6 separate regions of the Homo sapiens genome follow, and all the other regions are linked to region 3. The links are chromatin loops, found by intact Hi-C in ENCODE. Cell type or tissue: endothelial cell of umbilical vein. All regions are shown on one strand. Region 1 overlaps ZBTB16 (zinc finger and BTB domain containing 16). Region 2 overlaps ZBTB16 (zinc finger and BTB domain containing 16). Region 3 holds the start of LOC124902761 (a long non-coding RNA gene). Region 4 has its middle 8.9 kb from the start of HTR3B. Region 5 overlaps ZBTB16 (zinc finger and BTB domain containing 16). Region 6 overlaps ZBTB16 (zinc finger and BTB domain containing 16).

The links. Peaks named below come from ENCODE experiments on the same cell type or tissue, not always from the same donor. Only the 100,000 strongest peaks of a DNase experiment are listed, where the experiment ranks them.
Region 1: it touches region 3 in a loop (6-fold over the local background); 13 of 110 quality-filtered maps call a loop at or near these places.
Region 2: a loop joins it to region 3, with 4 times the contacts of the local background. A loop is called at or near these places in 3 of 110 quality-filtered maps.
Region 4: it touches region 3 in a loop (11-fold over the local background); 36 of 110 quality-filtered maps call a loop at or near these places.
Region 5: a loop joins it to region 3, with 5 times the contacts of the local background. A loop is called at or near these places in 41 of 110 quality-filtered maps.
Region 6: it touches region 3 in a loop (9-fold over the local background); 45 of 110 quality-filtered maps call a loop at or near these places.

Annotation. Positions count from the first base shown.
Region 1 is chr11:114,157,333-114,162,332 of GRCh38, forward strand. All of the region lies in intron 3 of ZBTB16 (zinc finger and BTB domain containing 16), which reads left to right. Among named protein-coding and RNA genes, the nearest start is that of ZBTB16, 100 kb to the left of the region's middle. RefSeq lists enhancers at 2,245-2,746, 2,747-3,246. In endothelial cell of umbilical vein, no CTCF peak of the experiment used is centred here; DNase peaks (open chromatin) are centred at 2,179 and 2,849; H3K27ac peaks cover 3,137 bases.
Region 2 is chr11:114,136,768-114,141,767 of GRCh38, forward strand. The region is part of intron 2 of ZBTB16 (zinc finger and BTB domain containing 16); the gene reads left to right. Among named protein-coding and RNA genes, the nearest start is that of ZBTB16, 80 kb to the left of the region's middle. In endothelial cell of umbilical vein, no CTCF peak of the experiment used is centred here; a DNase peak (open chromatin) is centred at 2,444; H3K27ac peaks cover 1,657 bases.
Region 3 is chr11:114,033,148-114,038,147 of GRCh38, forward strand. LOC124902761 (a long non-coding RNA gene) reads left to right here and starts at 2,123. Exons shown (of 2, transcript XR_007062896.1): 1 at 2,123-2,230; 2 at 3,515-4,037. RefSeq lists an enhancer at 2,976-3,916 and a silencer at 3,129-3,178. In endothelial cell of umbilical vein, a CTCF peak has its summit at 3,119 (motif pointing right); DNase peaks (open chromatin) are centred at 3,184 and 3,554; H3K4me3 peaks cover 517 bases; H3K27ac peaks cover 801 bases; H3K27me3 peaks cover 140 bases.
Region 4 is chr11:113,893,400-113,898,399 of GRCh38, forward strand. No RefSeq gene overlaps it. Among named protein-coding and RNA genes, the nearest start is that of HTR3B, 8.9 kb to the right of the region's middle. RefSeq lists a silencer at 2,375-2,575. In endothelial cell of umbilical vein, a CTCF peak has its summit at 3,083 (motif pointing right); no DNase peak of the experiment used is centred here.
Region 5 is chr11:114,195,122-114,200,121 of GRCh38, forward strand. All of the region lies in intron 4 of ZBTB16 (zinc finger and BTB domain containing 16), which reads left to right. Among named protein-coding and RNA genes, the nearest start is that of NNMT, 99 kb to the right of the region's middle. In endothelial cell of umbilical vein, no CTCF peak of the experiment used is centred here; a DNase peak (open chromatin) is centred at 3,110; H3K27ac peaks cover 1,867 bases.
Region 6 is chr11:114,177,567-114,182,566 of GRCh38, forward strand. The region is part of intron 3 of ZBTB16 (zinc finger and BTB domain containing 16); the gene reads left to right. Among named protein-coding and RNA genes, the nearest start is that of NNMT, 120 kb to the right of the region's middle. In endothelial cell of umbilical vein, a CTCF peak has its summit at 3,101 (motif pointing left); DNase peaks (open chromatin) are centred at 1,895 and 3,035; H3K27ac peaks cover 3,102 bases.

The DNA.
Region 1 (5,000 bases), 120 kb after region 3:
TACATTCATCTTGTGAACCTCAGTTTCTGCATCTGTCAAGTGCTGGTGTTGTTAACTTACATAATTTTTTGGAGGATTAAGTGACAGAATATACGTTGAAGGCATCTGTAGTAAGCCCCTGGCATACAGTTGGCATTTAATAAATGTTAATGGTTTCTGCTTGCACCTTCCTCCCTCATCCTTGTTTCTGAGCCTGTTGCCCCGGGGGGCGTGTCCCCATCCGCTCGTTCCCTGCCTGCCTGGCCGTTTAGTACTGTCTTTCCCCTGAGCCCATCATGGGTACAGTCGTGGAAGTGCTCTTCGTTCGCTTTTTCTGCTTCAGCTCCCCACTGCCTTGCTGCAGGGCCCATGTGGTTCCGCATTGTGTTGGATGTGGTCTCTCCCCCGGCCCTCATGGCCCTTCCTAAAGCGTCCTAACTCCTTCTCACTTCCCATTCTTCCCTCTTCCAGGCGCACGGATTTGTCCACAGCAGGCAGCTGGCAGCTATCTCTCTCAGCGCGTCTACTGTCCCCATGTCTTCGTGCATTCTGTTCTTCCTTCCTGTGGGCCCTCCCCACCCTGCCCCTGGCTCCACTGAATCATCCTCCTCCTGCCCATGTGTCTCACCTCAGCCCAGAGCCCTAACTTCCAGGCATTTCTGCGTCCGGATCTGCTTGACACTCACGTACACTTTTTCTTCTGTTTTAGGGACTTACACCTTGTATCTTCATGCTTCCCTTCAGCTTTGTACGCTACTTAAGGTTCAGAGTGTGGCGGGTTTCATGAACTATCTGCCTACCAGGTTGGCTACCCTTCCCTTGCTTTCTTGGTCTTGATTTTTTCTGCTTTAGCCCACCACTGCCTTACTGCAGAGTGTGGTGCGTCCTGCCCTAGACCCCTGTGTGGTGCTGGGCACTTCTGGGGCAGTGCACTTCTAGCCTGTTGGTAAAGCGTCTTTGCCCTCTCAGCCGCAGTAAGCGTCCTTTCTTATTGCTCTTTCCTTGAGTCCAGTGCTGTAGCCAGACTCATTTTCTTGGTTTGCTTTATGGGCTTGTTGCTTTCTGGGCTCTGTGGCTTTGTTTGCCCCATTCTGTCTACTTGGAATAACCCATCTCCCATCTTCCCAGATCTTCCAAGGTCCCTTCCATGATGCCATCCCCAGCTGTTCCCCACCTCCAGCCAGAAGCAGTCGTGCCTTTTCTGTGCCCATGTTTCTTTATTTGAAGCTATCTTTGGGTGCAGTTTTTCTTCTGTGTTACAGTTATTTATGGACTTATCTCTCTTACTTGGGAGGCGGGGTTACATGGTGGAAGGAATTTGGACACGTACCTACTGCTGATGTGATCTGGGGCAAGAACCATAAGCTCTTACAGCCTCAGTATCCTCATCTGTAAAATGAAAATATTTAACGCTATCTCGGAGAAGCTGTGAGGCTCACCTTGAATACATACCACCATAGCTAACATGTCATGGGGTTAGATCCTGTCCACGTTATGTCCAGCACACTGCCTGGCACATTATTGGTGCCAAGAAGTATTTGTTGAGTGAATGATGCAGCCTGGGATGCCGATGAACAGGGACACTCCTCTCTCCGGACAAGTCCCTCCTGTGGTAGGAACTGTTTATGTCCTAAGGACTCACTGGAGGGGACAGCCAGGAGCCCCTGGCTCGTATTGTATCCCTCTTCCAGGCGGTGTGACCCAGTGTGAGTTAGCCAGTGTCTCTGCTGTGAATCACACATCAGCAGCATTGGTGGGGCTGGTGGAAGCGGCTGCAGAAAAGAAAGGGTTGCTTGCATACTCATGTCAGGTGGGCCCGGTGTCCCCAGTTCAGACAAGAGTGTGACTGTGCAACTGCCCTGCGGAGCTGGCGGTTCCCTGGGGAAGCTGACTTTGGTTCCACCTGAGATGCTGCTTCCAGGTCCCCTGATCTCATATGGCTGCTCCAGAGGCTTTGGGAGTTGGGTCCTCTTTTCCTAGTTTTTCCTTTCCATGCCTGTCTTACTGGGCACTGAAGGCTGATTGTGTCAAATGATTTGTCCCTCTGCTAGTCACTTGCCAATGCCCTTGGAAAGGATGATTTGATGATTAGGCAGGTGCGATGAGTCATAGTAGTGTTTTAATTCACCCTTGCAGATAGCTCACGGCCTATATTCTGATATTTCTATTCTTTTTTTTCTTTCTGTTGTCCGGCATACTCCTCACCTCCGTGCTGAGAGGTCTTGAAAATAAAATAGCACAAAGGGCTTAGTGAGGCTAGACCATTTCCTGAATTGTTTGGCCACTGTTAAACAGGCCCTGGGGGCCTCTGGAGTGACCTGGACTTGTTGGGGAGTTGGGGTCAGAGGGCTGGGCTGGTGGCGCTGGGTCTTCTTACAGATTCCAGTAGTGGTTTACATGTTCTGATGCCTGAAAACAGAACTAGGTGATGTTTTAGAAGAGACATTGAATTAGATGATGTGAGGTTTTCCTGCTGCTCTATTTTGAAGGTTCCATGAAGAAAGCTGACAGTGAGAATGGGTGTGCCAGGTCTGTAGAGTAGACCCATTTTACAGATGACCAAGGGTTCAAGCAGCCCACAGCCTGGAAGAACAGTAGTTGCTCCAGAACCCTGGGCGGGGGAGGCGGGGGGGAGGCGAGCATTTTTTTTCAAAAGGCGCAGGCTGTGGAGAAGTGAGTCCAGGATCTGGGTAGGGGTTGTGGTTGCCCCCCTAAATGTTGCTGCCCTTGCACTGGCACATTCCTGCTGTTTTCTTCTGCTCAGCAGAGCCGAACGGCTCTCACTTCCTGGCTAGCTCTGTGTGCTGCCCCACCCCCTCTTGGCGAGCATTGCCTGTGTTTGTTATTGTAGTCCTGGCTCCAGGCCAGGCCTGGCTGCGAGCCAGACTTGTGGGTACAGTATGTACAGTGAGTGCTGAGCCAAGTTTGTCATCATACACCATTAATTTTTTTTTTCTAATCTGGTTGGGGTGGGGTGAAGGAGGAGGCAAGAAAAGAGTTTCTCCGATGCTTGAGAATAGGCCGCATTGAATTCCGCAGAGATGTCATTTCTGAAAGGCAGACGGAGCTCCGGCTTGTTCTTCCTTCGCAGTTTTTCCTCCTTTCTCTCCCTGTCGTCCTCCTCTCCTCTTCATTTCCCTATCACGCGAAATCAGCCTGCAGGAGATCGACAATGCAGGTCTTATTTTCAGTGACTAGAATACTAAATTTACACTGCTAAATCAGTTTTCATTGTGTTGAAATTGACAATTTGTTTAATTAGAAGTTTGCCCTGTAGGAGGCCCTTCTGAGAGACAGTGCCTTCCCTTTTTCTCTCTCCCTTACTTTCTGTTTTAAGGGTTTTTAAAAGAGCCTAAATGGTAGTAGTGAATTTCAGTTTAATTGAAGTTTTAATTTCAATTCGAATGTGTGAATTAATCAAGTGTTTATGGGCTATACCTGATGATCACAATAAGTTTAAACTAACTATCAATAACCAAACTCATTAACTAATGAGATGATCTGGCCAGGCCCTGCATTCTCAGAGGTGGTTTTGGGGGTCAGAAGGGTTTGCGTGTTGGGGAAAGAGGCTTGGGGTGGGAAGAGAGATGACCTCCAAGGCTTTGCAAAGCTAGCCCTGATGGAGGGTGAAGCTTGGGTGTAGGACTGTGGCCCTTCCCCTTCCTGTGTCCCAGGAAGACTCTGAAACCTCCCTCCTCACCCTCTGCTACCTTACCCCTTTTGGGGATCTGGCATTGAAGCATCTGTTGATCCACTGTCTCTTCGCCACTCCTTGTCGTAACACGAGAAGTGATTCCTAGCTCTGAGGTGTCCATGCAGAGACCACAGACACATGCAGTGACTCAAATTGGTTCTGAGATGGGCCAGTGTAAGGTTTCCCATTAGGTAGATTTCCCACAGCTTGGCTTAACGTCCTGGTGGCTTATAAGTGAGCATGCCTAGAACTGCTTGTCCCTATTTTTGACTCGGCTGCATACGATTAGGGTTTGAGTATTCATGTGGCCTGCTCCTATTCTGGGAGTGTCATTCATTTTTGGAGCCAGAGGATGTTTAATAAGCACGAATTGTGTGTCAGGCTCTGTGCACTTAACAGTGAAGACTGCTACAACATCCCTGCCCTCAAGGAGCTTAAGTCTAGAGTGGGAGATGAGTATGACTATGCAATCATCATACAAGATGGTAATGTGTGCAAAGTGCTAAGAAATCTAGGAGAAATTCAGAGTAGGAGAGTGTTTTGTGCCAGAGGGTAACAGAACAGCATTTTGAAAGGACTCGGTGAGGGGAAGCCGAAGCCACCTATGGAAGTGGGTGGTGTAACCTGCGAGTGTAGGCTGGGCCTGCAGGGAGAGAGCAGAGTGCAGGGTTTAGAAGAGATGGACGAGATACATCTGTGGAAGGAATAGCAAAATGATCTGCATTCTCCCTGAAGCACTGGAGAGCCACTGAAGGACTGAGTAAGAGGGTGACATATTTTTGTGTCTGGAATAGAAGGGACTGTTGGGCTTTTTTTTATGTAGACTAGGCTAGAATATAAGGTGAATAAAGCCTGTTGGAGAACTTGAAGACTGGCCGTCTGTGTTGGGGTGTGGCTGGAGTGTTGAGAGGCCTGTGCCTTCTGTGCTGGTTAGGGCCCTGTGGCCCCATTCTGCCAGGTGGGAGGCCCCATCCTTCCACTCCTCTCTTGCCCTTGTCAGGCACTGTAGGCCCTGGCTGTTGAGAAGCATCCCTGAGATGAGGCTCTTCCCCAGAGTTAGAGCCATGGGGAAAGAATGAAGGCTTTCGTTGATAGATTTTCTGATTTCAGCAGCAGCATGGAGTGGCTGGGGCTTATCACCTGGGACCTGGGTCATCCTCCTGGCAGGGAAAAGGGCTGGAGGAGTCCTTCAGATTGGATCTCTTAGGCTTTCCTCTGTCGCGGTTGGACGGAAGAAGAAAAGCATTACAAGATGGCAAAGATCTGTGGCTTGTCCTTGTTCTGTTTTATTTATTTATTCTTTTTTGGAGCACTGAGCTGTGGGTTT
Region 2 (5,000 bases), 100 kb after region 3:
GACTTTGTCTTTGGGGCTTCCATTTTATTTTTAAGATTCAAGTGTAGTTTTAACTGCAGGGCATTAGCTCCCTTGTAGGTCACCTCGTGCTGTCTCTGGGGTTTATGACTGAGCTCTCATTCCTTAGTCACATGTCCTATACTCACACTTCCTATCCCATTTTCCTGCCTCACCAAGATCACCACAATGATCCCAGGTTCTATATAGCATTTCTTTTCTGGAGGTCTTTAAAAATATTCTGGGAGATCTGTCTGGAATGCTTGAGTACATTCATTTATTCCTGTATGCATAGAGGGCCCAGGGACCTCCCAGGCTCTCTGAGCCCTCTGATTCTTAGAGGGTTAAACTATTATGGAAACAGACATTGCATCTGTGTCTTCTCTTGTTTCCTGCATGCAGCAGTGACCTTTGGAGTACATTGTTCAGGAGACCGACCCTTTTCTACCATTTGAAGTCTGCTATTCTCATCTCTCTACCAAAAGAGAAACTAAACTTCATTGTCGTGATTAAGGTCACAGCCAACAGCAGTTAAAGAAGCCGTTGGTCTTCCCACTCATACCGCTGCCCTCTCCCTAGCTCTCAGGAGGAAGAGCTCTCCAAAATGGAAGTGTCTTGGGAAAGAAATGGAAGTGGAAAGAGAAAGATGAAAAGGCCACCAATGGCACTTCCCGTGTCTCAGCCTCACCAGAGAAGGAACTTGGCCACACACTGGTTGGGTATACCAAAGTGACACAATGTGGATGTTCCAGTGGCAATTAAGTATTTATATGACTAGACTTGAGGAGTTCCAGGCCATGACACTTCCAAATCCTTCCAGCCCGCTTGTGGAGAGAGGCCCGGAGGCTTCCAGCGAGACAATTAGAGTGTGAATTAGATTGTGTCTTCTGGAAGGGAGATGAAGTTACCTGCCTACTCTATTACAGTTTATTTCATTAAGGTTGACCATGCCCTTTTTTTTGGGCAGAGGGAATAGGATGGATTCTCTGGAGAAAACAGTGTAGCAAGGCAATGGAGAAATGTCCACACTGGAGTAAGGGGCTTTCTGGGACCTGGATGGAGTCTCCTTCCTCCCCTAGGGAATAGGACAGAGGTGGGAAAGGTGCTGCCTGACTGCTCTGTGCACATCTGCATGTTGGTGATGAGTGTGGCCAGCCCCATGCTGTGCATCGGTGAGAGGACCGCTCAGGCAGGTGTTGCTGTGCTGGCAGCTTCTTAGGAAGGCAAGGAGCAAGGCGTGGGCTGTGGGGCCCTTGGGGCAGAGCCTGTCATGGAGTGGGATGAAAGGGTGCACGGGACCTGTTGGCAGCCCCAGCGGCCAGGCTCTGTTCCCAAGCTGGAGAGAGAGGCAAGTGGTGAGGGAGGGCAGGAGGACCAGTCATGGGTTTAATGCAAAATGACAGTTACGGGGGTTGCCATTTTAGAGTAAAACAGGCCATGTGACTGAGGAGCAGGTAGCATTCATATTATTCATATTTCGAGCTTGGTAGATGTAGAATTTTGCAGTGGAGGCCAGGAGAGGATGTGAGAGCTGCAGGACAGAGGCATAGGTTTTTGGAGGTGGTTGTGGTGTTCCCCGATGGCAATCAACTTCACGGAGAGAAGAGGTTATTTTCTACTTAGGTTGCCTGGAGCCTACATTCCAAACTTTTAGTCCTCTTCATCTAGCACTAAGTTTTGCATCTCCCTTATTCCTGTCATACATTATTAGTGTGCACTGTTTTAAAGTCTTTTACATACATATGTCTTGCATTCCCTACTTAATTGTAAGCTCCTTGAAGGCATTGCCTGTGTATTATGTTTCTTTGAATCTCTCTGTGGTGGCTAATGCTCTGCCCTGCATTTAGTAGGCAATAAGTTTGTGTTGAGTTTTGAGTCAACTACCACTCTTTTCTCCCTTCCTCTTTTTTAATTTTTTTTTAAATTATTTTTTATTTTTTATTTGACACAGAGTCTTGCTCGGTTGCCCAGGCTGGAGTGCAGTGGTGCGATCTCGGATCACTGCAACCTCTGTCTCCCGAGTTCAAGAGATTTTCCTGCCTCAGCCTCCTGAGTAGCTGGGATTACAGGCATGCACCACCATGCCCAGCTAATTTTTGTATTTTTAGTAGAGATGGGGTTTCACCATGTTGGCCAGGCTGGTCTCGAACTCCTGACCTCAAGTGATCCACCCGCTTCTGCCTCCCAAAGCGCTGGGATTACAGGCGTGAGCCACTGTGCCTGGCCTACTCCCTTCCTCTTACAAGGCTCCTTACTCATTTCCTGCGTCTCACCTGCTCTCTCAGCCCAGTTTTCTAAAAAAAGAGGTAAGAGATGGATGCCAGTCTCTTTCTCCTCCAGAGTGATTTTGTGAGGATTTGTACAATGCAAGTCTTGAGATGCAAATGGACATCTAGGAACAGAGGAATTGCTGGAGCATGGAGACCACACTTCTGAAGATGGAAGGAGACCCTTCTCCAGGCTGTCGCTTTTGATTTGCGGTTTTCCCATTGCCAATTGCTCACACTGATCCCCAGTCCTGAAGGGGATGGGGGCTGCCGCTAATTCCCTGGCATCTCATGACTTCCTGTTTTCCTCCAGTTATTATTTTTATTGTACTTCCTTCCTGCTTCTTCACTCTCCGGCTTCGCCAGTTTGTTCCGTGTGATCATTTCAGCTTTATTTGGAAACTGGAAGCCTCATTTTACTATAATAGTTTCTTGACGATTTTCTAAATGAAACTTGCATACTTCATCTGCTCCCCCACTGCTCAGATATTAAACAAATATCTCTAAGAGGTTTCCTTCTCCCCCCCCAAAGACCAGCAGTTTGCTCAAACAGATGGCGAGAGATGGCGTGTGTGGGTATGTGCCCGCGGTCCACGTGTGTGTGTGTGTGTGTGTGTGTGTGTGTGTGTGTGTAGTAGAGGATTCTTATGGAAGGTGCCAGTTTCTGCAGCATCTTCTTGCCTTTTTGGCATCCAACTACGGAGCAAGACAGAGCCTCCTGGCAAGTGACCAAACAGAGTGAGTGTCCGGAAGGCCCGTCACCCTGATATTCACGCAAAGAATCTGTTTCTCTGTGAATGGGCGGCTGTGGAGGAGGCCGGGGGAGCAAGTGGCTGGCCAGCCTCCAAGGCCAGATGTTCTGTAGTACCATATGTCAGGATAGGAAGGACGGCACCGAGGGCTCCTAGAGCGTGTCAGACCTCAGCTCTTGAACTCTGTAATCCTCATGCCCCCTTCCGTCCTCGGTCAAGAACGAACAATGCTTCCCTCTTTGTCTGCTTTTCAACCCCACCTCTTTTCTCCATTAGCTTTCTGGTCTAAACTCATTATTGAGACCCCTCCACAACATTCACCTTGCCTCTCCTTTGCCTGGCCCCAGGCTGGCTGCCCCTTTTTCTGGAATGATGCTGTTTTGGTGCCTGTTTCCCTCTCATCTGAAACAACCACCTCCTCTTCTATGTCTGCTGCCTCCTTGGTATCTTCTAAGCCCAGGCATGAGCCCCCCTCCTTGGGGAGGCCTGAGCTTTTGATTCCCACTCAGGCTGGGTGTTGAGATTGTCCTCAGGACCTGACGTGCACATGTAAGTACTGGTTTCTCTTATAGTGTGTATTGTCTTCCCTCTTCAACTAAAGCTTTAGGAGGGTAGGTTGGTGTCTTATGCTTTGGTTGTATCCTTCACTATGCCAAATAAATACCTATCAATCAATCAGTCAATGGATTCTCAACTTGCCTAGGCCCAGAACAGAGGAGACCTGTCTCCTAGCCATGTTGAGTTGGTAGCCAGTGCAGGGTGCTGAAGGAAAGAAGTGTAGCTCCTCGGCTGCCCATTCTTGCTGCCATCTGCATTCTGATGAGTAGAGGATGGCATGTTTAGTTGGTTGGAGGTAACGAACAGAAGCAACAGCTCTTTTGAGTTCCCTGCTGTGGTAACTCTTACTCCGTGGAGTCACTCAGGCACCTGTGCTCGGGAGTAGATGGAGATAGGAGGTTTGTTCCAGTCTCTCTTTTCTTGTACCTTCCTAGGGAATAGCAATGTCCTGTAGATGTGTGACAGTGATACCATGTTGGCATTTTGTTCTGGAAGGCTGACCTAACTACTGTCTTTGGAAACATTCTCCTTCTCAATTTAGAATTTGGGCCCTTTTCTCTGTCTGTCTCCTTCCATGGTCCCTGCCCACGCTGAGCCTCCCGCGCCCAGCCAGCTCCATTGTTTCAAGAAGGGCTTTGGGGCTGCTCGATGACTGCAGCACTGGGACCAAAGTCCTCAGCATCAGTCTCAGGACTCCGCATCATCAGCCCACTCTACCGCCTCCGCAGGCTCCTCGCCGCTGTCTTCACCACCTGCCCACTGTGGATAAGCCAGGCCAGCCTCCTGAAGGCTTGCCCGGCGGGGTATGCTCATTTCTAACACCAAGTCTTGGCTCATGTGATGCCTCCATCACACGGTGCTCCCCGTCTCATCCAAGGCTTTTCCATTCTTAACATTTCCAAACATGGGTAGCTAGAACCCTTCGGAGCTTCCAGAGCCCCCGAAAGGACCAACTGAATCTCACCATATCCTCAGACCGTCTGCAGTGACAGCAGCTACTGTTGATCTGCTCCTCTTCTGCACACCCATAGTGATTTGTTGACATATTGGCACATCACCACATCCTCCTCTGTCTCTTTCTCCATCTCTGTCTTGTTGTCCACTAGGTTATGGACTGGCCAGGGACAGGGGCCTTTCTCTTCTTTAGTCTTACACTAGCTACACACTTATCATAAAGACATTATGTTCTCAGTGTTGTGCTAAGTTGTTTTACATGCACAGTCTCATTTATGTACCTTCGCAGGTAACAGTATTGTTAGTCTGCTTGACAGATGAGAAAACTGAGACTTGGAGGATCCCAAAGTCTTAGAGCCTAGCAAGTTGTAGATCTGGAATTGGCAGACAGGGCTTGTGTCAGCCTAAGTTCTTAAACTTCCCGTTCTACTAACTAGTGGTATCAGGCTCTGCCACTTACAAGCTTAACGAC
Region 3 (5,000 bases):
CCTTTTATCCCTTTGAGGCATTTGGGAGGGTGGACTGCTCCCAATTCCACAATCATACTGCATCATCCCACATCCTGATTCTGACCCTGAGGTCAAGCCATGTGGGCAGGGGCAGCGCCAGGGTGACATTTCCCTCATTTCCACATCATTTCCTCCACTGGACCATGTGTCGTTTGGGGCTTACAACTACATGACTTCCCCCGCACACACTACCCCTACCCTCAAACCATGGCAGCCAAGGCTGCTAAGGACCTGAATGGAATCAGAGACTCAGAATGTCAGGCTGGATGAAACCTTAGAGATGACCAGAGAAGGCAGTGATGAGGCCACCATTATACAGCAGGGAGAGGGCAGAGGCCAGTCCCTAGAATACATTCCCATCCTCCAGCTCCACTCAGCAGACCAGTGAGGAAGGGAACTGAGTGCAGCAGAGGAGAACTTGAAATTAAATTCCATTAAGTGCCAATCACATGCAAAGCACAGAAGGGATCAGGCCTCATTGCTGGAATCAGTGGATGAGGCTTTGAGATGAGCTGACTCTAGCATAGCAATGCAGGGAGAGCTGCCCCTCATGCCCAACCTGCTGAACCTGAGTCCTTCAGGTTACTCTGGGTGAGAACAGTGTCAAAGGAAAGCCTGTTCCCATTTTCATGAGCCTGCTTCATCATTTGAGGTGAGAGTCATACAGATTGCCCTACCCAGTTGGCCCAGCAGGTTCCTCCGGAAGCTTTCCTCTGTCCGTAGGCACCTGGCTTCCTTTCTGGCTAGTTTTCTCCTACTAGTTGCAGCTGACCAGTTTGTTTCCCCTGGATTCTTCTAGGAGGGAGGGTGCAGGGCCTGGGGTTATGCAGTGATAATATGCAAAGATGTGTGTGTGTGTGTGTGTGTGTGTGTGTGTGGTGTGTGTGTGTTCCTACATGCACAGATACAAGCAAATACTATACCTAAGTATGTGCATAGTTCAGTGATATATTCTTTTTTTCTTTCAGTACATGTAATCAGATTCCCAGAGGTCACGTTCCTGATCTATCACCCAAGAACTGTGTGTCTTTGGGCATGTTTCCTGATACCTCTCTGCCTCATCTTTCCCCATTTGTAAATGGGAGTCATCAAAGGTTCTACCTCAAAGTACTGCTGTGATGATTAAACACAACCTATTCAAAGCTTAAAACATCATCCTGTAGTGTGCACTGAATAAATACTAGCTATTACTGTACTCATTAATATTATGCATGATCATCTACCATGGGGCAGGTTCTAGTATCTATCTAGCTATCTATGTACATTATATATATATATATACACACACACACACACATATTTCCCTATATTTTCTCATTTAGTCTTTACAGCAATCTGTAAGATAGATATTCCCTTCTCTATTTTGCAGAAGGCAAGGCATGCTCAGAGGGGTCGAGTTACTCATGGAAACACAGGCATTGGAGCCCATATGCCTGGACTCTAAGTCTGGTGCTCACTCCACCATAAGGTGTTGCCTTTCCTCTGCCTCCTGAAAGGACAGGCATGGGGAGTGCAAGTCTCCATTCCCATGGGACCTCCGTGAGGGCTGAGGCACCAAGACAGACTGTCCCACTCCTGAGGGTCACTCTGCCTCTGGATGTTGCCTCTGGCCAGCTCCCGCAGTCTGGGAAGGAGAGGGTCAGGCCAGTCAGGCCCGGGGGACAGGGGTCTCACCAGGACTTTGATCTACAGCCACATGTAGGGGAAGGAAGGGCAGCTTGGGACGGGCAACGCAATCAGGAGTGGATGTACCAAAAGCTGAGACCATAAGAAAGAGAAATGAGGAGAAGCAGAGTATCAGGAGATCATTTTCAGGAACATTAGATAGAGGCCAGAAAGGAGAAGTGGGTAATTTTAATCCCATGCAGCTGCTGGAAATTAATTTAATTGTGCTGGTGCTGGCTCTTCTCCCTTCAAACCCGTTTCATCAGGGCCTGATGGAGTGATGAGACCGAGGAAGACAGCCCGGCCGCGCCAGCCAGCAGCCCTGGGTATGCAGCTCCAGGCCGGACTTCCTCCCGTTCCTATGGCTGCTACCAGAGAAGATGGGAAAACTGGCACTTTTTCAATCTAGACGTTTCTCCTCTTGACAGGGGACTGAAGTGAGACAACAGGAAGAACTTCCCAACAGCAAAGAGTGTGAACTATGCGAATACGTGAAGGCGGCTGCAAACCATCTTCTCTAACTCTTAAGGATAGAGAGACATTGGTAGGACCCTTCGCCTCCTGAGTCTGCACCTAGTGTATGAGTTCCACCTCAGCTCACTCACTCCATGCAGGCACACGGACCCACACCACAGTCAGACATCAGCATCACACACACACACACACACACACACACTGTCAGGCAGGCACGAAGTCCACACTGGTGTCTGACACTGGATGCAGGGACAGACTGGATCAAGGACAGACAGCCATATGCAGACACTGACATTACACCCAGCGCAGACATCCACAGTAGAGGCGAACGAATGCCCACTTTTGCCCAATGGCTCTCTATCAGGCTGCACGTTAGAATTCCCTGGGAGTTTTTTTGTGGGGGTGCGTGGGGGCTTTGAGACAGGGTCTTGCTCTGTCGCCCAGGCTGGAGTGCCGTGGCACGATCATAGCTCACCACAGCCTCCACCATTCAGGCTCAACCCATCCTCCCACCTCAGCCCTCCTAGTAGCTGAGACTGACTACAGGCACGCGCCACCATGCCCGGCTAATTTTTGTATTTTTTGCCAAGACAGGGTTTTGCCATGTTGGCCAGGCTGGTCTCAAACTCCTGGGCTCAAGTGATCCACCCACCTTGGCCTCCCAAAATGCTGAGATTACAGGCGTGAGCCACCGCGCTCAGCCTCCAAGGGAGCTTTAACAACGATATCCACGCTCAGGTCCCACAGTCGGCGCTTCTGACTTAATTCTGAACAAAAGCCTGCAGTGGGGCTTGCACAGTGGTAGTTTTCAAAGCTCCCAGGTGATCCCAATGTGCAAACCAGGGCTGAGAACGCGCCTTGAGAGGTACCTTCCTTCCCACTCTGGCCTAGCGCCCGTTCGGTTCTGCCCGGTGACCACTAGAGGTCAGCAGGGCTTGGAGGACGTGGCCGCGGGTGGCCCAGCAGGGTCCCGCCCGGCGCTGCGCTCTGGCTGCGGCGGGACCGTCAGCCTTCTCCCCTTCTGGCCTCCAGCGGACGGAGGTCAGGCGCTGACTTGGCCCCGGGCTAAGAGGGGACGCCGCAAGGGGGCAGGGGCGGCCTGCTGGCAAAATCAGGCCCGTGAGCCGCAGAAAGTCAACTTCACTTGGAAGGTTTTTAAAAAGCATCCCAGATTGAAGCCTCACAATCCCGCCCCCACCCTTCCGCAGCGGGAGCCTCTCTGCACCAGGATTCTCTGACCTGGTCACTGCCTGGCCCTGTGCGCGGGTGGGCGCGAGCTTCACGCGCACTCACAGCCAGCCCGGCACTCCAGGGCCCCCATAAGTATAAAATAACTATTCTGTCTTTTCCGTAGGAGGAGCCAGCATTTGGATCCCAAGGGTTGTTTATTTTGACTCACTGCTGTTTTTGCTGGAGAAGGGTAAAACAGAAAGTTCCTTTACTTTGGCTAAGATGTGGCACACATAACTGCCCTGAGCCCGAATTTCTGATGAGCAAATAGAAGCGGACCAGTGGTTCAATCTTCCTTCATCATCTTCAAAAAGAATAACACCCAAGGGCACATAGGATTGGCTTCTCTACATTTCAATTTAAGAGAAATGGAAAGAAGACTCATCTACCACTGAAGATACCTGAACTCAAAAATGAAAAATAAGATGGCCTCCCTGATCAGCTCCAGGTTCTTCCTTCCTAGTTCTGGCTCCTGGACACCTCATGACCACATTGCGCATTTGCACTCTTAGTGAGTGCTGCTCATAACAGGGTATTATGATTCCTCTTATAGAGTCCACCTTTCATTCCAAATTGTGAGGCTGCTGGATGGCAGAATAAGTTCTGGGCACATAGTAGGTGCACAATAAACATTTGTTAAACCAAAATGTTTGTTGTCAATCTTGTCTTCAATCTAACTTGTCTAATATGTAAAACCAACCCAGAGAGAAACTTTTCTAGACCCTTCTCTGTTAAGCTCCACACAGGTCCCCATTCTTTTTGGTGTTTTGTTTTGTTTTGTTTTGTTTTGAGACGGAGTTTCGCTCTTGTTGCCCAGGCTGGAGTGCAGTAGCGTGATCTTGGCTCACTGCAACCTCCACCTCCTGGGTTCAAGCAATTCTCCTGCCTCAGCCTCCTGAGTAGCTGGGATTACAGGCGCCTGCCACCACACCTGGCTATCTTTTTTGTATTTTTAGTAGAGACGGGGTTTCACCATCTTGGCTAGGCTGGTCTCGAACTCCTGGCCTCAGGTGATCTCCCCGCCTTGGCCTCCCAAAGTGCTGGGATTACAGGTGTGAGCCACTGTGTCCGGCCACAAGACCCCATTCTTAACTTGCAAATGTTTGGTGAAGTTTGCTAAACCCTACCTACCCTCCCAAGAGACGGTGATTGGGTAGGTTTAGGGTGGGGTTCAGGAACTTGCATTTGTAACAACTGAGAATGGTGATTCTGAAATTATCAAGGGGGAATGCATTCTCTCTCTGCTGCCCCCCATCTCCAGGCTAGGCTCTTTTTATAGCCTTGACTTCAGCTCTGGTCCAGGGAGACAGGCTAGGATGGGGTTTGACACTTCTAAGGGGGCTGCAGTCCTTTTGTCCTCCTAGCAGGATGAGCTGTGAGCCGCTCTCACTGGTTCCGGCGCCAAGGTCATCAGGGCGGCTCTCCCTCTCCACCTGGCCTGGTTCTCTCTCAATGGCTCTTCTGTCTTTTCTCCTAACTCCTAATTTATGCTACGCCTTTCCTTGGTTCTCCTTACCAATCCCAGGAGCTGATGCAGGGCAAACATTCTGGGTCCACACCCCACTATGGGATAATTGTGGGGCTGTTTGAAACTTGACCTGTTGACCAAA
Region 4 (5,000 bases), 140 kb before region 3:
TTTTTTTGTATTTTTAGTAGAGACGGGGTTTCACCATCTCAGCCAGGATTGTCTCCATCTGGGATTACAGGCCTGAGCCACCGCGGCCGGCCCAGAGTGAGACTCTTGTCTCAAAAAAGAAAAAGAAAAGTGTTAATTGTATTTCTGTATGTTTGGGCTCTGCAAAGTTAATCATCAGGTTACTGGAAATTTAATTGTCTTCTTTTAAATTTATTTTTATTTTATTTATTTATTATTATTATTTTTTGTGATGGAGTCTCGCTCTGTCACCCAAGCTGGAGTGCAGTGGCATGATCTCGGTTCACTGCAACCTCCACCTCCCGGGTTTAAGCGATTCTCCTGCCTCAGACTCCCAAGTAGCTGGGACTACAGGCACAGTCACCATGCCCGGCTAATTTTTGTATTTTTAGTAGAGACAGAGTTTCACCATGTTGGCCAGGCTGGTCTCTTGACCTCGTGATCCGCCAGCCTCAGCCTCCCAAAGTGCTGGGATTACAGGCGTGAGCCACCGCTCCTGGCCTATTGTTATTTTGGGGGGCCAAGTCTTGCTCTGTTGCCCAGGCTGGAGTGGAGTGGCACAATCTCTGCTCACTGCAGCTTCCGCCCCCTGGGTTCAAATGGTCCTTGTGCCTCAGCCTCCCCAGTAGCTGGGATTACAAATGCATGCCACCACCCCAGCTAATTTTTGTATTTTTTGGTAGAGACAGGGTTTCAAGACTGGGTGTGTCTCACATCTGTACTTCCAGCACTTTGGGGGGCCGAGGCAAGTGGATCACTTGAGGTCAGGAGTTTGAGACCAGTCTGGCCAAATGACAAAACCCCATCTCTGCTAAAAATAAAAAATTTAGCCGGGCATGGTGGCAGGCGCCTGTAATCCCAGCTACTCAGGAGGCTGACGTTTGAGAATCGCTTGAATCCAGGAGGTAGAGGCTGCAGTGAGCTGAGATTGCTCCACTGCACTCTAGCCTGGGTGACAGAGCAAGACTCTGTCTCAAAAAAAAAAAGAAAAGAAAAGAAAGAAAGAAAGAAAGAAAAGGGACAGGGTTTCGCCACGTTGGCCACACTGGTCTCGAACTTCTGACCTCAAGTGATCCACCCGCCTCTGTCTCCCAAACTGCTGGGATTATAGGCGTGATACCATGATGCCTGGCCTTAATTGTCTTCTGAAGGAATAAGAAACTTAGTGCCTCCCGTGTGTCTGTGCTGTCTCTGAAACAGAAACTGATAGTGGTCTTTCTAGATCTTTTCAGACCTCCGTTCCTCTTCTGCACTCCCTCTCTTGGCTTCCCTGCACTGTGGCTTCCAAGGCCCACACCTAGGACTTTTGTTGGAGACGTCTCCTTGGCTACTAAAGCTTTGTCTGCCCAGGAAAAGACCAGGAAATATCTGGGAGTTCACTCCCTGTTCCCCTTAGCCAACAGCTGACAGGTGGGAGTGAGAGTGTGCAGGCCAGCTTCCCTTGTGTGGTTTTCACTGTCAAGTTTCCCTGAGGGTTCAAGCTGAAACCACGCTCCCCTTTCCCAATTTCTATTGGGAGTATTTCTAAAATTGATTGCTTGTACACAAAGCCTTATTATAGGTATGTTTCAGGGAAACCTAATCTAAGACAGTCAGCGTTACAGAGTTTTATCCCTCCTGTCAATATTAAAATTTGATATGGCTTTTAATTTTTTTAACTTTTAATTAAATTTTTATTTGACCAAGAGAAAACTGTCTAGAATTGTCTGACATTTAAAATCCACTTAAACAAAGCAGATTACCACCTTCAAGCATCACAATTATTCAGCATAAAGAACCTTTGTTGAAACATCTTTCTCATTTATTTAGGAGGAAAAATAAATCTAGAACAGAACCAAACAAAACTTTTTTATTTTTATTAAAAAATTCCAATTCTTAAAATACCATGAACCATCTACTGAAACTGTACTTCAACAAGGGGCAGGATTTATCTCAAGGCCATGTTCACCTGCAACCTGCTGATAAATCTCTTTTAGAAAACTTAAGTGGCTCTACTGCGATTATTGACTTGTGTCTGCTCCACTTGACTGTATGCAGATCGAAAGCAGGGTTGGTGCCTTCATAATCTCTAAATAATCTGAACATGGAAACGACTGCTTTGTGCTTTTAAAGAGCTCATATACTTCTAGTCCTGTTCCCTGGGGCATCCTCTGAAACCTGATACACCAGTCTGCCTACCAGGACACTGTGTTACTGGCCCGCTGGGTGGCCAGAGACGAGCTTTACTCTACTAGAAGACGCAGTTAGTCCCTCTGGGGTCCTATCTTCGTAGTAAATCCCTGATATGGCTTTTAATAATATTGTTTATAACTTTTCAGATGTGCAGAAGACTTATTCCCATTCTTAGGAAGACAGTAGGAAAGTTACACTGTAACTTTCACCCGTTCACCCTCTCTTCACCCAGCTGAATATCAGTATTCAGCATAAATGCCATTTGTGAAAAGTCACTGAGGCTGGGCATGGTAGCTCACACCTATGATCCCAACAATTTGAGAGGCTAAGGCGTCTCAGGAGTTGAGCCCAGGAGTTCAAGACTAGCCTAGGCAACATAGGGAAACTAAAAAAAAAAAAAAAAAATTAGCCAGGCATGGTGATACTTACTTGTAGTCCTAGCTACTCTGGAAGCTGAAGTGGGAGGATCACTTGAGCCCAGGAGGTCAAGGCTGAAGTGAGCTATGATCACACCACTGCACTCTAGCCTGGGTGACAGAGCGAGACCCTGTCTCAGGAAAAAGAAAAAGAAAAAAAGAAGTTACTGAGTCAGTTTCCCAGGAAACTTGGGAGCTCCTAGGGACCAAGAGTTTGGAAGAATTGCAGTAAGGAGGTAGGAGGAAGGAACTGGCCGGTCATAAGCTGTGTGAAAACAGATCGAATGGGTTGGTGTGGATTGGTGCTGGTGAACGCAAAGAGGAGAATTTACAGCAAAGACGAATAGTGGTGACATGAAGAGAGGCCTGAAATGACTTTGAAATCATTTGAAAGTGCACTGTATAATAAAACTTAAAATGAGTTGGCATAGTTTTCTGGGGTTGCGCAGAATTGGTTAAGGCAGGCACGACAGCCACCACAAGGTGGTGCTCTGATTATATTCACAGCCACCAACTCGAATTTCCTCAGAGCTTTACAGTTCCCCACTCTGCTCTCAGTCTTTCTGGGCTCTAACTAGGGGTCTGTCACACTCCAGCCATACTCAGCCAGCCTATTATTAGTGCCAAGCCTTCCTCCTGGCGCGATGACAGTGTAAATTTCAGCAATGGCAGAAGGGGGACAAATACAGCTGTTGTGCATTTTAGAATAATTGCTATAGGCCATTTGGAGACAGATTTATAATAACAGCACTTATACAGACTTATACAATATTTCACTTTCCTATTTTATCCCCGGTCAACACTCTGCATCATGAACTTTTGAATTCTTTCAACTCATGTGAGTCTAGAATTATCTTCCCCCAATTTTACAAAGTGAGGCTTGCACCCTCCCCCCGACCCCGTTCCCAGAAGGCACCATGCACTCTCATCTCAACCTCCAGCCCTTTCATGTGCAATTCCTTTTGCTGGGAGCTCCGTTCACCCTCTCCCCACTCAGATGAATATCAGTACTCAGCACAAATGCTATTTGTGAAAAGCCTCCACCTACTCCCACTCCAAGTCTGGGCTCCTTTCTTTGCCTGGGTCCTCTCCAGTTCATCCATCTATAGGCGTTTCTCTCAAAGATTTCTTATCTGTCACCTCCAATCCACCTCTCCCCAGCTTTCTTATCCATAGATTGTCAATGTCTATCACAATTTCCTACTTACTAAGTGGATGAATGAATGAATAAATAAATAAATTTCTAAAGGATCAAAGATCTTTCCTCATCTTGAGTCATAGCAGAGATGGAAATATCCAGAGATTTACACCTGAACCAGAACATCTCACTGGCTGCAGTAATTGACTGCCTTTCCCCAGAAAATGTCTAAATGGGTCTAAATGGAAATGTTGGGGGCCCTACAGTGAGCCATAGATCAGGGGAGATCCCCCAGTGCTGGCACAGCAAGACTTCAAGGCCCATAATCTGTGCAGAAGATCTAAACAACATAGTGTACAGGGTAAGACTGTCTGTCGTATATTGTAGTCTCACTAAGCGGTTTCTTGGAATTGATGTCATTGGGAGCGTAAACAGAAGCAGCAAGCTTCTGTGTTCCTCCAAGTTCCTTCCACCTTCTATTTTCCTCTAGCTTTTGGGGTACATCTTACCCCCAAGGACTGTAAAATCTCTGAACTTGGAGTACACTCTGAGTGAGTCAAAGGGACTCATGATCTGCCTGCACCGGTGTCTCATGTTTGTCTTTTGCACTAATTGCTCCCTGGTTCTGGAGCAAACCAAATAAAGGCAATCTTGCTTCAGAACCAAGTTGTCATTCTCACCCATCCTTTGTGAAATGGGTGGTGAGTGTATCTCATCTTGGATGTGGTTATGAAAAGGCTGGATTCCTCTTGGCATCATCTTTCTGGCATAAGCCAGAATTCTTTTCTGTTCATTTGTTAATTCTTTCTTCCCTGTTTTCCTCCCATCTTTCTGGAACACTCAATGAACACTTACTAGGTGCCAAGCTCTACGATGGAGATATAAAGCTGAATAACACAACATTGCTCCACCTTCAAGGTATTCACCAAATTCTAGACTGACAGAAAAGTAAACAAATACTTATAACACACCTGAATGAGTACTGTAATGTAGGAATATATGAGGCCTTGTAAGATCAAGGGAGTGGTCACAGCATGTAGTTAGATGTTTTGAAAACAGCTGGTGGGAGGGGTCCTGGTGGGAGTGTTTGCTGATTTCCATGTGACAAATTTTGTCATTATGACTTTCTTCCTTTCTTTCTTTCTTTCTTTCTTTCTTTCTTTCTTTCTTTCTTTCTTTCTTTCTTTCTTTCTTTCTTTCTTCCTTTCTTCCTTCCTTCCTTCCTTCCTTCCTTCCTCTTTCTTTCTTTCTCTTTT
Region 5 (5,000 bases), 160 kb after region 3:
CATTTGGGACTTGAACAGGCCTGGGGGCAACAGACAGGATCCGGTGGTGTTAATTAGAGGGCAGCGAGATAACTTGGCTGCTGAGCTCCAGGGTAGGAGGCCGGGCAGTCTTCAGCATGCCCTCGGGAGAAAATGGGAGGTCTGAGCAAAGAGGCCATGAGGGTGACCTGTAGGAACCTTCAACTCTTTCAGTCCATCTGTAGGGGACCCAGAGCAGCCACCTATTGGTAATGTGAACATGGGGGAGTTGGGGCCAGGGCTGGTCTGTGTGGGCCTGGCCAGAGAGACTGAGGGAGTCAGGGAGCAGGAAAGGGGGATGGGCAAATGACTGCCTGGGGACAAGAGACCTGCCTGAAGGCAGGGAAGTGGATGGGATGATCTCTAGAGGACATTACTTCCTAGGAAAGTTTGAGCCCTAACAGAGTGGTGCAGGTTTGTCATGCAGATTGCAGGGAAGAGGAACCCCATGAAGCCTAAAGTCAGAGTGTCAAGTGCAGGGTATTTGGTGCACAGTGACCCAGAACTTGGGATCTGGTGTCAGACTATCTAGATTCCAATTCCAGCCCCATCACAGATTGGATAATCTCAATATAGGCCTCGCATGGAGTAAGTGCTCAGGAAATGGAGGTGCCAGTTTCTCTCATCGCATCATCCTGGTCTTCCTCAGAGGCTTCTGAGAACATGGATTTCCCCCACTGGATAGGTTGACGGGGCCAAGTCAGTGAGGATGGTGTTGGAGGAATAGGAACAGTATACACCTGCTTTGCAAGGCCATGGTGAGGTCTTCCAGGATCCCTGACTATGTCCTCCGGCCAAGAGGACATTTGCAATGTGCCCACTGAGTTAACAGCCACTGGGGCCCTCTCAGTGCAGTTGAAAGAAGTGAGGGCAGATTGAAGCTCCACACTTTGAGCAATCTCAGGGAGCAGATTTGGTAGATCTTAAGGCCCTGAGGTCTGGAATGCCCAAAGCTTCCCAAAGGAACCATTCCCTGTTGGTGTCTAAACAGGTGATGTGTAAACCCAGGCCAGACAGGCCGCAAAACTGGAATCGAGACTAAGCAGGTGTACCAGCCTCCAGGAGCACCAGGCCTGTGCCCTTCCACGTCTTAAGAGGAGGCTTCAGTGACTGGTGCCCTCAAAGGCTCAGGAATTTTGGGTTCCTGGTAGGGTCCTGAACCATGTCTGCTATCACCAGGAACCTGGGTATTCCCTATCTCTTGACTTCTTCAAATAGAACCTTCCACCTCATCCTACCTTTTCGCCAGTAAGAAAAAAGAGGCAAGGTCATTCCTAGGTTTAGAAGTTCTGAGGCTGGGAAGCTTAAGGGCACCCTCTGCAGGCCCAGGGTACTAGGTTGAACTAGACCCTAGACTTACCCTGGAGGAATTCAGCTCTCTCCTCCAGCCCTCAACCTGCCCTGCAAGGTCTGCCAGGTTAGTGACTCAAGTTTGCTGTGAGAGTAGCCTGTGTAGCTGGCTTATCCTGTAGTTCCTTCATTTCCTCATTCTCTGAGTTTTTAAGTACCTACTGTATGCTAGGTGCTTTGTGGACTTAATACATAATAGTGAACAGAAATTGGGCCCTGCCTTCCTGAAGGTTACGGTGTTATGAAGGAAATGAGCATGTAGGTTGAACTTGCCTTAGGTACAGATAATTCAATAGCTGTACTCTTTTGGATACTTTTGAGTTATTATTTTTATTAAGTCTTCACTATAGTCCAAAAATATAGACCTTTTTTCCTCCCTAATCTTTGCCAGAGAAAACTGAGTCCCAGAAAGGTTAAGGAAGACCAATCTGGGGCAGGACTTGAATGTGTGCCTTGGGCTTCTGTACCCCAGAGCCCACATTTTAGCATTGTCTTCCCTCCCTGTGGGGGCCTGGGCATCAGCTCTCATGTGCGGATCAATGGATCAAAGCCCCTATTTGAAAAAGGGGGTCAGTTAAGAACACACAATCCAAACTAGAATTAGGGCCCACGAGTTCAGCCCAAGGTTCTCTCCACTGTGACTACAAAATAAGTACTTTCTTTTACTGGCCTAGAAAAGGTTGCTTAGTTTCCACATTACTGCGTCACAGGGGAAGCCACTCAACCAGATGCAAATGTTGAGATGCTGGTTCTCATCCACTGTGTTGTCGGCTGCAAGAGTCTTGCAGTCCAGAAACGGCATACCTCTGGCGGCTGAGGGTCCATGCTGTGGACTCTGCCCTTCCCTTCTAGCAGGGAGTGGGCATTGGAGGGAACCCCACCCAAAGGGTCCTCTTCGTTTCAGTGTGAAGGAGTCTAGGAGGCATATACTCTGTCTTCCCCCCACTCTCTGTTTCTCTCTCTTTGTCTCTCTCTCTCTCTTTGCACTGTGTGGCCTCCCCCTTTGGAGGTGCAGAACTGTCTCTCCAACCTTGGTGTTGGCTGCCTGCTTGCACTGGCCCCTCTCTCCTGATATGTTAATAATATTTGGAGGAAGCTTCAGAGACAGTCCCTGGCTCTGAACTTCAGAGTAGAAAATGAAGTCCTTGTTTGGAGAATTTTCTGTAGTGGGTGATCATGGTGGGGGCAGGGGGTGGGGTGGGAGTAGCAGGCAAGACAGAGGATTTATTTTATTTTAATTATTATTTTTGAGACAGAGTCTCGCTCTGTCGCCCAGGCTGGAGTGCAGAAGGCAGAGGATTTAAAAGGGTGAGCAGCAACGCTCCTTCCCTCAGGATAGCTGCTGGCCTTGCCCCCTCCTGCCCTGAGCTTGGCACGAGGGACAGTGCTGGGCACCAAGGAGTCCTGTAATGATAGGAAAACTGGCAACTGTTCTAGTTCCTGCTCTCAAGAACAGCCTCCCAGTGGCTGGTCCCAGAGGAGCTGGGAGGGGGCCAGATGATGACAAATAACTTAATCTACCTAAACTTTACATGAAAAAAAAAAAAAATCCAAACGAACCTCAAACCTCTGTCCAAGGTGGAGGGTATCGGGGAGGACAGGACAGTGAGTCATCAGAGGGACAGGCAGACTCCATGTGGTTTGCTGTGACCTCCCCATTGAAAACATAATAGCATTTGACTTTTATAAATATCAGAGGTGATTTGTATAGCATTTCACATTCTGTGCCAAGGAATTTAACATGAGAAAGCTCAGGCTGAAGAACGGCCGCGGAACGTCATAGGCACTTTGGGAGGAGGGTCATGTGCTGCTGTTTGTACAGTCAGTGCCCCAGCATAGATTTACTCTTGACCTAATTTCATGCTGTTACTATAAAGGCATGTTTGATGCCTAATATAGAGTTTTATTTTCCAAGCACAGGGGCTCTCGGCTGTGCTGGAGCTGCTTGCTGTAGAGTAGGGAGGAACAACCCAGCCGTCTCCTGCTGGCCCAGACCAGCTATTCTTTCTCTCCATTGTTCACCCTAGTGGCTCCCAGGGCCCCTCTGGCCACCTTCTGGAGGGGCCCCCGATACTCTTTTTTAAATTAATAAATTTCATTTTTTTAAGAGCAGCTTTAGGTTATAGCAAAATGGAATGGAGAGTATAGAGTTCCCACTGTACCCCCGTCCTCACACGCAAGTGCACAGCCTCCCCCACCATCAACATCCCACGCCACATGGGTGGTACATTTGTTACAATTGGTGAGTCTACGCTGGCACATCATTGTCACCCAGGGCCCACAGTTCACATGAGGGTTCACTCCTGGTGGTGTACAGTCTGTGGATTTGGACAGACATGTAAGGACACGCATTCACCATTTTTGTATCATACAGAATAGCCGCTTCACTGCCCTGAAAGTCCTTTGTGCTCTGCCCTTTCATCACCCCAGCACATTTTATATGAAGCATCACTGCCCTGGACAGTGATTTGAGGGGATCAGTGGTGTTTGGCTCTTTTGGGATTGGAGAAGGAGAATTTAAGCAAGGCAGGTTTGGATTAGAAAGGGCTGAAGCTCATTTCCTCCACAGACATCTTGAGTGTTTCTCGATGCCAGACATGGATGCTGGGTCCTGGGATAGGGATTTTGGACATGTATGCTGGGACCTGGGACCGGGATGCCAGACACGGATGCTGGGCCCCGGGACGGGGATGCCGGACATGGATGCCGGGCCCCGGGACGGGGATGACGGACATGGATGCCGCTGGGCCCAGGGACGGGGATGCCGGACATGGATGCCGCTGGGCCCAGGGACGGGGATGCCGGACATGGATGCCGCTGGGCCCCGGGATGGGGATGCCGGACATGGATGCCGCTGGGCCCCGGGACGGGGCTGCTGGACATGGATGCCGCTGGGCCCCGGGACGGGGATGCTGGACATGGATGCTGGGCCCCGGGATGGGGATGCCAGCCATGGATGCCGCTGGGCAGTGGGCAGGACACAGACCTTGCCCTTCCCCGGCCTCCCACCCTAGTGGAAATGTGATTGCAGATTACCATTGGGGATGTGGAGGCAGCATGGTGTTTGGAAGCAATAATGAATTAGGAGAAGGAGAACTAGGTTCTTATCCTGGCTCTGCTATGGACTTGCTTCATATGGGACAAATGGCTTCGTTTCCTTGCTTCTCTCAAAGGTAGTGTGTAGGAATTGGGCAAGAAAAGTACTGTTTGGGGGGTTCTGTGGTTCCAAGGACAGCCTAAGATTCTGATCTTGCATTGATGGTCTGTATTTTTCTCAACCTTAGTTTTTCACATTTGTAAACTACGATTAATAATCATAATGGTTGCTGTAAGAACTACATAAAACCATACATGTGGGGCCGGGCACGGTGGCTCACACCTGTAATCCCAGCACTTTGGGAGGCCGAGGTGGGCGGATCATGAGGTCAGGAGATCAAGACCATCCTGGCTAACATGGTGAAACCCTGTCTCTACTAAAAATACAAAAAATTAGCCGGGCTTGGTGGCGGGCACCTGTAGTCCCAGCTACTTGGGAGGCTGAGGCAGGAGAATGGTGTGAACCCGGGAGGCGGAGCTTGCAGTGAGAAGAGATCACGCCACTGCACTCCAGCCTGGGGGACAGAGCGAGACTC
Region 6 (5,000 bases), 140 kb after region 3:
AGGGGGCCTGACCGTTAACCTCCGAGAGATCTCTCAGTTGGCAAAGCATGTCTGGAAGGAAGTCTGGTTCATCACAGCAGGGACTGACATTCCTGTAGTAAGAGAGATTTTGTGCCCTTGTGCTGACTACCACAATACCATGATTGCTCAGTCATAGAAGTTGCCAGGAGAAGAAAGAGATTAGAAGCAATGGTAAGGTGAACCCCTGAGTCACTACTCTTAGACTTCAGGAATATTTGTAATTTTTTTTGGAGACAGAGTATCACTCCGTCACCCAGGCTGGGGTTACAGGCACAAGCTATTGCACCTGGCCTGTATTTTTAAAAAATCTGCAACAAATTTACTATCCTACTTGCATTTTATTTAAAATAATTCACTCATGTATTTTTAAAAACATAAATCATCTCAAACTGGTTTGCATTCCCTGGTTCCCTTCTGGGTAGGCAGTAGGAGGGTAATAATACCATTAAACATTGGCCATGAGTGATGATGGGAGCAGACGGTAGGGGTGTCATTTCCTTGATCTCCTCCTGGGGAAGAATGATCTGACCCCATCTTTACTGGTGTGTTTTGGCTGGAGAGGTAAGAATATTTTAAATTGCGTGATATATCTCTTGCATGCATTTGATGTTTGTGTGTGTCTTATACCTTGCTATTATTTTATCTCCTGATGACAATGATGATGTTGGTCTTAATGACAACTAGCATTTATTGGGCTATTATTGTATGCCAGACAGGGTATTAAACACTTTACATATATTATTTAAATTAATCATCCCTCAACCAACCCTGTGGCATAAACACTCTGAGCCCAGTTTTCTAGGTAAGAAACAGGCCCAGAAGAGATAATTCACTTCTTCAGGGTGGTAGCTAGACATGGTAGAACTGGGACTTGAACCAGAGTTTGTTTGATTCCAGAGAGCGTGCTCTTCACTACCTTACTGTGCAGCTTAATATTGAGTGCATGTGTGTGTTCTGGCTGTGGACAGTGTTTCTAAGCCTGTTGGATTACCCGCTGGTGCTAAAAGGGGTAACAAAAGAGCTTTCCAAGCCACTCTGGCTGAGAATTGAGTTGCAGGGATAAGGGACAAGGTAGACCTGTGTGCTCCCTGTGGGACTTGAGAGAGGGACTGCAGGATCCCAGTAAGAGACAAGGGCACCATGCAGCTTCCTAGTAGCATCACATTTATTAGGTAGGATAAGAAATGTTCCCTCAGCCATAGAGATGTCTCAGCATTTCCTCCTGACCCAGTCCAGGGTTTCCTCTTCTGCAGAGTGGATATTTAGCCACACATGAGGTGTCAGTCATTTGCCAGGTCACTGGTGGGACACTGGCTTTTGGAGATCTAAAAACCACCTGTCCTCCATCCCAGGTGACTCCCGTTGTTCTGTTGCTCAGCCCAGGAGAATTCCCTGGTGTCTTTCTCCATCCTATATTTATGTGGGGTCCTGTATCATTAGTTCATTCACCCTCCCATCTTGTAGTGAGTGAGGCCGAACTCTGAGGATCTTTCCCCACAGCCTTGTCAACCACAGCTACCCTTGAACCATATCCTGGACCTATCAATGGGGCTGGTTGTTTTCCTTTCAGCCAGGATTTGCTCACCTGCTTTCCCTTTTCCCTCTTCCCTGAATCTGTGTATCTTCCAGAAACTCTGGTTCTGGATCAGCTTTTTGTTTTGTTGACAAAGGAGAAAGAGCAAGAGAGAGAGCTAGAGAGAGAGAGAGAGAGAGCCTTCAAGCTCCTCTCTGGGAGTACACATCTCCTTGAGGGAAAGAACACACAGTGCCGGCCTTTGGAATTGGCAGCCAGTGTGCTGTTCTCCGTCTGATAAGAGGTACTGTAAATAAAACTGTACACCATGGCCTGTTGTAAAATGCCCTGCGTCTGTACTCATTGTTCTGACAGCTTATGCTTTTTTTGGGTCTGCTGTTTTGGTACACTCTGTACTTCCTTATGTAAGCAGGCGTGCAGATCTCATCAGAACATTCAAGATGTTTATTTTAAAATCTCAAGGAATTTTGAAAAAAAGGACACACCACTCAACATTAGATGCTGGCAAACATTAGGTGTTTTTTCAGTGGTTCTTTTTTTTCTCCCTTCTTATTATTAGCATGGGGGTGGGAGAGGCTTTGGAGAGGGAGGGATTTGAATTTTTTTTTTCTTCCCTCATTGGCTTCTGCCTTATTTCCTTCAGAGAGACACCACCCCATATCTGATTGCATTCAGTGTCTTCTGCTTCCTTCCTGGATGCCGGGACCCCCTCAGCCTCATTTCTGGTTAGGGCAGGTAGGGAGGGAGGTTCTTTGACAAGGGGGAGAGGGCAGCTGCAGGGAGCTTGTCATGGCTTCCACTGGATTTCAGCTTTATTGTCATTGGGATCCTGGGCATTTAGAGAAAGCTTTATGTTTTTGAAAGTGCCCTGCTGGCTGTTCCCTCCTTTGATTCCTGTGAGTTGGGGTGATCCTTGGCACAGAGGGAGAGCTGCTCCCACACACGGAGGCCTCAGTCCCGCCTCTGGCATGTGCGTCCTGTCTTTCCACCGAACTTTAACTGGCTTTGAACCTTCCTCCTTCCTTTATCCCCAACCTTCTGGAGGTGTCGGGAAGTCAGGGAAAAAGGGGAGAAGAGTAGGAGTCTGGAGAACCCAAAATGGTCAGGGAGCTCCCTACAGGGTGGTGCTTAGAACATCCCGAAGCCCTCATCTGCAGGGTACCTGGGAGACTGGTAGGGGCAAGGATGTCCGCCTGTCTCTTTCACAACTGGGTACCTGGAATCTCAGATAAACTCAGTGCCTGGGGTAGGGAGTAGTCACTCGGCAGATCACTGCCTGGGGGGCAGGAGGCTCACTGACTGTAGCGGAGGGAAGGGTTGTTTGTTGGCTGCCACAGTGAGCATTGGACTGGGTTGGGAGCAGACATGCTGATGAGAGGGAGATCTCACACCAGAAGAAGCAGACAGCCCCACTTCCTAACCTTTCCTCCCTTTTCCTCTCAACTACCTGAGACCTAGCCAGAGACCATGTCCTTGAGTTTTAAATAGGGGGTAGTAGAGAACGGAGTGTGCAGAATAAGGACTCTGCCACCCCCTAGGGGACAGACAGCTTGGCAGTGCCCTGAGTGGCCATTGCGCCCTTCCCAGGTGAGTTCTGCACCCAGGAACCTGCCTGGGACTTTCTTTGTTTAACAAGCATTTAGTGGGCACAGACTGTATGCCAGGCATGGCGCAGGGTATCAGGGATATGGTAAAGCCCAAGACAGGTGGGAACCTGCTCTCACAGAGCTTACAGTCCACTGGGAAGATGGAAGAGAGCTCCAAATACAGGACAGTTGAATGGGGCTCCAGGGGCTTGTCCAGAGAAGATTTCAGAGCCAGGTTGGTGAATAGCTGCTGATACTGACATATTGGTTCGATGGCAGATTTTTCTGCTCCCCTCAACAAAACAATCACTCATCTTTAAATTAGAGGAACAAGGTGGGGTGTGCATGTGTGCGTTCATGTATGTGCACGTGTGGTACTGTGTGTCTTTATGAATGTGAGACTCACTTTACACAAGATAAATGGCCCCCAAATAACTGTACATCCAATTCCAGTAAAATCAGTCATACTTTAATTGCATGAAGGGAGCTCTTTCTTTAAAGGAAAAGTGACTGGAGAAGATGGTAGCTGCGACTTACTGGTTCTGTATATCTACCCACCAGCTGTAGGATGGAGCACTTTCCCCACCTTGTCGCAACTCTCCAAGGGACCTCCCCTTACTGCTTCCATTTTACAGCTGAGGCAACAGGCTCCCTGAGACTGGCAGCTTGCTGAGGGTCACAGCTGGCGACTAGCTTGCCTGGGATTTGACCTCTGATCTGTCTGACCCAAATGTTGAGTTCTTAACCACACTGCACTGCCTCCTGAGGTATAAATGGCACCAAGGACCTCTGCTATCCACAGAATGTTTTGTGATTGACAAGGAGTTTTGTATTCACTTATGTCTATTATCCTGTTTGCTCCTCACAGCAGCCTCAGGGAGGCAGACAGATAGGCTTATGCCCATTTTACAGATTGGGAAATCAGTTCATCAAGGTGTGATGACTAGTGTGATGCCCACAGCTGTGAGTGGCCAAGTTAGGCGTGGGATCTCGTGCCTGCACCTCTAGATCCTGCTATTTTTCTCGGTTTGCTTGGATCTGTGATTGCTGTGGTTAGCAAGGGTCTAGCGCACTTTATCTTCTGCTATTCTCCCTCTGCTATTTAATTTCTTTCCCGCAATCTATCCCTTAACTTCCCCCAGCCCCGCATCTCCCACCTCCATGTCACTCCATCCCGTGCAGCTGGCCTCCTTGCTCCTCTTGCCTTGCCTGGCGAGGGTGTTCTCACGTGGTGGCCTTGCTCTATGCAGATGTCAGTGCATCAGCAAGGGCCTCCCTGACTACGCTGTGTAAAAGAACAGCCCCTGGCACTCTCTGTTTATCTTTACTCAATGCTTTGTTGTTGTTATTGTTGTTGTTTTGAGACAGGGTTTCACTCCTGTTTCCCAGGCTGGAGTGCAATGGTGTGATCTCAGCTCACTGCAACCTCTGCCTTCCGGGCTCAAGCTATTCTCCTGCCTCAGCTTCCTGAGTAGCTGGGATTTTAAATCAGCCACCATGCCTGGCCAATTTTTGTATTTTTAGTAGAGATGGGGTTTCACCATGTTGGCCAGCTTAGTCTTGAACTCCTGAGCTCAAGTGATCTACCCATCCCGGCCTCCCAAAGTGCTGGGATTACAGGCGTGAGCCATTGTGTCCGGCCCTCTTCATTTAATTTATTTCTCTTTTTATCACTTATCACCACCTGGCCTGTTTTGTATTTACTCGCTCTTTAAAAATCTGCCCTCCCATCTTGAACATAAACTCCCTGAGGGCAGGGATTTCGTCTCTTTTGTTTATTTCCTGTAATCCACCTCTCGGCATATAGCTACTGGACATTCAAAAACCAGCCCCCGTGTGTAGGAAGGATATGGCAAGTC